3 separate regions of the Homo sapiens genome follow, and regions 1 and 2 are each linked to region 3. Evidence: chromatin loops called from intact Hi-C (ENCODE). Cell type or tissue: PC-3. All regions are shown on one strand.

Region 1 (2,500 bases), 760 kb before region 3:
ACAGTTAAATGAATAGGATGTGTTAAATGAATTATAGTATAATTATGACAACATGCTTTGTTAATGAGGCCAAAGCTTCAGGAAAACGTTTACTTAGATATGTTAAAAGTAGAATTTAAAACTGTGTACATGCTTTAATTATTTACATGTGAAGAGAAAAATACTAAAAGAAAATGCACCCATGCTATTGGTTGTTAACCCTGATTAGTGGACTTACAGGTACTTTTGATTTTTCTTACATTTTCTGTGTTCTCCACATATTTTATAGTAAGTATGCTATGAGAAAAAGGAACACTAAATTGTTTTAAAAGACGAAAAAGGAAGGAAACAACTTGGAGATCAGGACATTTCTGTGAACAACCATATTATCCAAGCCATGAGCAGTAGAAGCTGCAGTTGAAGTCAGTGACAGACTAATCAAGTCTGCTAATATTGTGACTATAGCATTAATAATAGCCTTCCCAAGATGGATTTCTGTGATGTCCTGTAACTTTATCAAGATTTAGATTGGGTCTCCAATTTAGTGTTCAAAAATCTATGTTGGGATCGTCTTTAAATTGTAGATTTCTGAATCTTACTCCTATGCATTGTAATTCATTGGTTTGTGGATATGTCCAGCAATTCACATTTTTAATAAACTCTCAGAGTGATTTCTTCAACTCAGGTGGTTGGCCTACCACACTTGGAAAAGTGCTGCCATAATTGAACTTCCTTTAGATGTAAGCTTTATTTTTTCTTCACCTGGAACTCTAGCCTACCTGGGTATGCATAGTTCAATACTGTGAAAGGCCGAGACAGATTGGTATGACACACAGTATTGGTGGAGCTCGTTTCTTTTGAGCAACACTGATACGTGTTGGTGAAGAAAATGTGGCTTGGAATGGTGGTCACTGATACTTTCAGGCCCAGCTGCCTGAAGGTTACTGGGCTCCTACTTGTTTCTACACCATTGATGTGCAAGCTTTTGTTTTCTAGGTAACTCCATTTTCATTACGTAGTTTTTACCTCTAGATGGCAGCAAAGGCTTGTTATTTTATCAGAACAACCCCAATTGTCATTCCTAAATCTTTTTTTTTTTTTTTTTGAGACGGAGTCTCGCTGTATCACCCAGACTGGAGTGCAGTGGCGCGATATCGGCTCACTGCAAGCTCCGCCTCCCGGGCTCCCGCCATTCTCCTGCCTCAGCCTCCCCAGTAGCTGGGACCACAGGCGACCGCCACCACGCCCGGCTAATTTTTTGTATTTTTAGTAGAGACGGGGTTTCACTGTGTTAGCCAGGATGATCTCGATCTCCTGACCTCATGATCCGCCCGCCTTGGCCTCCCAAAGTGCTGGGATTACAGGTGTGAGCCACTGCGCCCAGCCATTCCCAAATCTTTAAAAAAAAAAAAAAAAAGGCCTAGCGCAGTGGCTCATACCTGTAATCCCAGCACTTTGCGAGGCTGAGGCGGGCGGATCACTTGAGGTCAGGAGTTCGAGACCAGCCTGGCCAACACGGTGAAACCCTGTCTCTACTGAAAATACAAAACAGCCGGGCGTCGTGGCGCACTCCTGTAATCCCAGCTACTTGGAGGCTAAGGCAGGAGAATCGCTTGAACCCACGAGGCGGAGGTTGCAGTGAGCCGAGATCATAGCATTGCACTCCAGCCTGGGCCACAGAGCAAGACTCTGTCTCAAAAAAAAAAAAAAAAAAGTTGTTTTTTTTTTTTTTCTTGTATGACTTATCCTTGGACATGTTTCAGTAAATGAGGTATGGAGCATTAAAATGTGTCATCTCTTGGATCATTTTTATAGAGCGTTATGTCAAATAGCTCCAAGAAAGTTTTGTCCAAATTTGGAATGCATATTGCAAGAGAAATACATGCATATGGCTCTTTTAAGACCACACAGTGAATGTTCTACTCAGAGTTGGAGGCTCCTGGGTTTCATCAAAGAGCAGATGTCTTGGAGGAGATTAAGCAAGTTGGAAAGCTCATTCATAGAAGAAAACGATTTTTTAATAAATGCTTAACCCAGTTCAACATGAAGACTGGGATTTGGAATGCCTTAAAAGTCTGAAGGATGTTGAGTTCAATGAGGCAGAAGAAGTGGTTCCACCTAGGGAGCAGTAGAAAGAAGAGGAGTAAATTTGTGGAATATATTAAATTCTAAAAGTGTTGGTTTGTTTTATCCATAGATTCTCAAAAGAAACCTAGCAATCTAGAAGACTCCCTGGTTACAGTGAGTTATTAGAAGGCATTGAGTCATAATGAGCAAAAGAAGTATGGAAAGGTGAAGTGTTTTCAGTTGTATTCAAAGTCTCAGTTCTATAGCCCAATTTCTACATGACTCTTTTGTTCTTCCACTTTATCATGGAGCACAAATATACCAGAACAAAATCAGCATTTATGGAGAAACTATCAGATCTCAGACAGCTGGAGTCAGGATGTTTCCTTTTCTCTAAAGGAAATTAATTTTGTAAGTGCTTTGAACTTTTTGATCTGTATTGACAACGTGTTGT
Region 2 (2,500 bases), 98 kb before region 3:
CCGTGGATGGCCATTGGGAGCCTAAGAGCAGTCTTTCGGAGCTAAGGGCAGCCTCTAGCTCACATCTAGAAAGAAACTGGGGAGTCAGTCCTAGAGCTGCAAAGAAATGAATTCTGTCAATGACCTGAGAAAGCTTGGAAATGATTCTTCTCCAGTAGAGCCTGCAGATGACAATGCAGCCCGGCTGACACCTTGATTGCACCCTTGTGAGAGCATAAGCAGAGGATCTAGTTTGGCCATGCCTGGACTTCCAACCTTCAGAAACTGTGCAGTGATATACATGTGTTGTACAAAGCACTAAGTTTGTGGGAATCTGTTGCGCAGCAATAGATGACAAATACACCAACAAACAAGACATTATCATTGTAGTGAAAGCTTTGGACACTCATAATAAATTCTGACCCCTGCAGGGATGGCAAATTGCAGATGAGTTTATGTATCTATGATGGAGTGCTGCAAACATATGTTTGGAGACATCTGTGGTAGGCTGGGATAGGTGCTGGGTCTTGGAGATTATTTTAATATCTATTTTATAAGGTAGTTGTAAGAATTAAATGTGATAATGCAGGTAAAAACTGTTTAATGCGGGGTCTGGTGCCTTCCCTGGCGTGCAGCCCAGTGAGTGTGGCTCTTGCCCACTTAATATTTCAATGAGGGAACGGTTCTGTCAATATGCACAAATTATAATGGCAATTGATTTGCAGATCTCTTCTTTCCTCCTCTCCTTCTAACTCACTAATCAAAAAACTGGTTAACCCTCCAACTGCTTTCCCAAGTTCAAAGCAACGTTTGGCGCAGTCCTTTCTCAATTCTCACACAACAAAGCAGTATTTCTCGGTTCCCTACAACGACCATCACTCAATACAAAAAACCAAGCAGGTCTGCCAAACCACTCTCATACCCAGTCCTGGTCATCTCCGCAGGAACAACTTCAATTCTGGTTAATAAGGACTTCAACGAAGGGTTCATTAAGGTTTTCCCTCCACCGAAAGAAAGAATACCGTCCCCAGGGAGCAGGCTCTTGGGCCCTATTATTTGCTCCCTGGAGAAAGTGAAGAGAGAGGAATCCCAAGGCGTGGCCTGAACGCCCTTTGGGGGCGTGGGCAGCCCGGAGCCCCAGCCTCTTCCACTCCAAGCACCAGGCGCGTCTTATTTTCAGCCCCCAAACGGCTACAAATCATCCGCCTTATTTTCAGCCTCCAAACGGCTACAAATCATCCTGTTTAAACAAAGCGGTCTGTCTAAAAGGAGGGGCATAACAGGGCCGGGGCAGGGGCAAGACCTGGGAGTAGGCAACCTCCCTCTCTGCCCCGAGCCGTCCCGGCCGCGCAGCCGCCGAGTGCCACATCAGCGACGGCGCTGCACTTCCACATTCCCTTAGGATGCAGCCAGCGGGCCTGAGAGAGGGGCGGGCCCGAGGCCCTCCGGAGTGGCGGGCCGCCCGGCCAATCGGCAGCAAGTGAAGAGCTGCGGCCACCAATGAGCTGGGGCTTGTGCCAGCCGCGGCCGCCGAGGCCCGTGCCCCGCGGGGGGAACAGATGAAGCACATCTGGACAGCTGTGCGGCCTCCTCGCGGGCCGACGTCAGCCGAGCACGTCCCCCACGTCCTCTCCTTCTCGCCACTTATTATTTATTCGTTTTCCCAAAGAAGCGACTAGGGACCCAAGTTTAAAAATTCCTCCCCCCACCCAATGCGAGACGTGGCCAGATCCCATCCAACACACGGTTTAATTTTCATGGGGCTCTGGGATCAAAAGAACAGAAACAGCAACAACAAAAGCCCAGCCGCTGTCTGATTTTAAGCTGGCAAAGTGGGAAAAATAAAGTGTTGAGTAAACAGACCAAGTTGGGTAAGTTTTGGATACGTGCTGGATATCATATTTCTCTTGCCGTGATCTCTATCCTGTGTCTTTTTACTGTTCTCACCAGCTTTCTCTTCATCAAGGGGAGAAAAGTAACACTTGCTGCGACAAACTGGACCCTTCGCTCCCTTCTCTTCCGTTTCACTAACATTTTAATTTAATTTTTTTGGTTTGCTATTCTTTTTTTTTTTTTTTTTTTTTTGGTGAGCTAGTTTTAAATATCCTGGGAGCAGCAATGTGACTGATATTCTGTTGTAAACCTCTAACTCCAAAATTGAATCTATTGATAAATTTATTTCTCTATTTTCTTTCTGTGAAAATACTGTGGGTATTTGTAAAGCCAAAATCGTTTTTTATCCCCAACTCTGGGACTGTTTTGATGGGAGATTGAGAAAATTATCTGATCTTTTCAGAATTAACACGTTTGCTTCTGTTAATAGGATGTCTAATATAAATTACGTAAAACCTGGGTTATGCAGGTAGTTGCTGGATTTTTCACTTAAATCTGGAGGTAGTTGCAAGCCAAATATATATCTTTTCGGTATTCTCCTATCCATAGTGGGAGACCTGAATTCCTTTATAATTGTTAAAAACAAACAAACATGTGACAGACCACTTGTGTGTTCATAAACTTATAA
Region 3 (2,500 bases):
TGGTTAAGGAAATGTTCAAATGGAGGTGAAACAGTGCTCCTTATCTGAGTCCTCTCATGATCTTGGGCTGTTCTGCCTATTTTCACATCTTCTAAAGGGAGGATTAAAGATTTCAAGTAAAAAGCTGAAAGTGTAGGCCAAATAACACCTGATTTGCTGATCTGTGCCTGAGGCCCAAATACATACAGCCTCTAAAACATACAGGAATAAGCTCACCCACGTAATTAAGGGGCTTAGCAGTTTAGGATGGAACAACCCTCTTTCATCGGCTCAGAAACTGACGCAGCTTCCTTTTGCCTCTGATACCAAGTCTAAATTAATTAACATTATTCTCAAAGCTTAGACTATTTGGGTATCAAATCAAATCAAATAATGTCAATTGCATGTGATTCAATGTATAGTTATGTGCTCATCTTATGTTCTTAACATAAGGCTTTTACCAATCAGGCTGACTTGTTCTCTGTTCTCCCAAAACATTTTATTTTAATTCCCATATCTATGTTGAATTAACCGCCCTCTCTTCCTTCAACCTATCAGCTTAATTCTGAAGATTCTTTATGGCCAAATTCCAAACCTTTCCCTCCTACTACTTCATACTGCTCTCTTCTGTCTATAAATTCCTAGAGCAGAGAGCCTGGGGAATTACTGGATCATATGCTGTTTAGTCCTCTAATTATCCCTATCCATAAATTCTTCTCACTGCATTATAATTCCCTAAAGAGAAACATATTTCTTTGGTCTCTATTATAGCACCTAAGGAATCTTTCTTAACATGTAGTATTGAATAGGGAGCTCTAGGTGCAGAAAGAAGAGAGAAAGTATAAGGAAGATATTATCAATATGTCCTAAGATGTTGTCTGTAGGTGAAGACCCTGAGACTGGAGAGTTAGTGACTTGTCCAAGAGCAAGCAGTTAGTGGCCAAGCCCATCATCAGAGGTAAGTCTCCAGGCACCGTAAGTGCGGGCTCTTTCCACTTCAGCGGTTAGACTATTGCATAGTGAATGGCTCAGTTCCTTCTCAGATGGACCTGCCTTATTCTGAGGACCATCTGTCTTCATACCCCCACCTCTCTTCCTGTGTCCCATTCAGAGGAAGAAATGCCAGCTTCTGTTCAAATATCTCTGGTATTTGATTCTAGTCAGAGATTCAGGAAAGGGAGGATCACCACCAGGACAGTGATGGCCAGGGCACACGAGACTCCCCAGAATAAGATACCTTCCCCACTTCTCACTTCTCAAGATATGTGTCTAAAATATATTCCGTCTCTATTGTGTGTATAGTACGGAGGATGACTGAGGACTGACGATATTGCGGAATAGGCTGAACAGTGAAAAAGACAAGAGCGATGATGCTGCCCTCTAGTGGCAGAGTGTAGAAACACAACTCATAAGCAAACACCAAGTTCACATCCTAAAAGAAGCGTCCTTCACCCCAAGAAGTCAGACCACAAAAATAGTTAGAGGTAGAGTTTGAGTTATTTTAAAAAATCTTAGGTTTTAATTTATTAGTACTTTAATCCATTGTTATGGGTAAAATTGTGTCTGTCCCCCACAAATTTCATATTTTGAAGTCCTAACCCCCAGTACCTTAGAAGGTGATCTTATATGGAAATATGATAATTCCAGATCAAATTAGTTAAGATGAGGCCATACTGAAGTAGGGTAGTTTCCAATTTAATATGCCTTATGTCTTTATAAAAAATAAAAATTTGGACACACACACACACACACGTGGAAAACACCATATGGACATAAAGGAAGAGATTGGAGTGATATGTCTACAAGTCAAGGAATGCCGAAGTTTGGCAGCATACTATCAGAAGCTAACTAAGAGGGAGGCATGGAACAGATTCTCTCTAACACCTTGAAAGGGAGCATGGCCCTGACAATACCTTGATCTGGAATTTCTAGCCTCCAGAACTGTGAGACAAATTTCTGTTGTTTAAGCTGCTCCGTTTGTGATACTTTCTTATAGCAACCTTAGCAAACTCAAACAACCCCATTACTTTACATTAGTTTTAAGCTTAATGTTTTTAGATTTCAGAATAAAGCATGGAAAATGGTACACTGAGGGCAATACGGCAAATGCCAGGGATGAAGATATTATCTACCCCAAGTTTTATTACCAGCCATAAAATGCATTATCTTTGTTGAGAAACTTACTGACAACTTGGCTTAGTTATACATTTATACTATTTTATGGGCTCACCAGGTTGGCAAGTGTCCTTAACCAGTATTTTTGTCATTCCAACATTCCTCTGGGAGGCAATGTTTATACTTGTAAATCATTTATTAACTAGTGACTTCTGCATTGTTGTCTTTGGTGTCTTCTAATGTTTTATACGCTTGCTAACTAGATCACAAACTCGTTGAGTATCCTTGAATATCATACATTATTATTAAGCTTTCTGGGGATTATGGGCCTTCATATCCTGTAAAATGCATGGTTCTTATTGCAGAATGGCCCCTGTATTAGTTCTCCAGAGAAACAGAACCAATA

What was found. Peaks named below come from ENCODE experiments on the same cell type or tissue, not always from the same donor. Only the 100,000 strongest peaks of a DNase experiment are listed, where the experiment ranks them.
Region 1: it touches region 3 in a loop (3-fold over the local background); 56 of 110 quality-filtered maps call a loop at or near these places.
Region 2: a loop joins it to region 3, with 4 times the contacts of the local background. A loop is called at or near these places in 5 of 110 quality-filtered maps.

Annotation. Positions count from the first base shown.
Region 1 is chr3:99,831,165-99,833,664 of GRCh38, forward strand. All of the region lies in intron 1 of CMSS1 (cms1 ribosomal small subunit homolog), which reads left to right. The region is part of intron 5 of FILIP1L (filamin A interacting protein 1 like); the gene reads right to left. All of the region lies in intron 1 of LOC105374010 (a long non-coding RNA gene), which reads left to right. Among named protein-coding and RNA genes, the nearest start is that of HP09053, 8.6 kb to the left of the region's middle. In PC-3, a CTCF peak has its summit at 1,006 (motif pointing right); a DNase peak (open chromatin) is centred at 1,007; H3K27ac peaks cover 358 bases.
Region 2 is chr3:100,491,079-100,493,578 of GRCh38, forward strand. It overlaps TMEM45A (transmembrane protein 45A), which reads left to right and starts at 1,541. Exons shown (of 6, transcript NM_018004.3): 1 at 1,541-1,850. RefSeq lists a silencer at 1,259-1,558. In PC-3, no CTCF peak of the experiment used is centred here; a DNase peak (open chromatin) is centred at 1,403; H3K4me3 peaks cover 1,782 bases; H3K27ac peaks cover 496 bases.
Region 3 is chr3:100,589,384-100,591,883 of GRCh38, forward strand. No RefSeq gene overlaps it. Among named protein-coding and RNA genes, the nearest start is that of ADGRG7, 19 kb to the right of the region's middle. RefSeq lists a silencer at 1,291-1,450. In PC-3, CTCF peaks have their summits at 1,366 (motif pointing left), 1,569 and 2,295; a DNase peak (open chromatin) is centred at 1,338; H3K4me3 peaks cover 273 bases.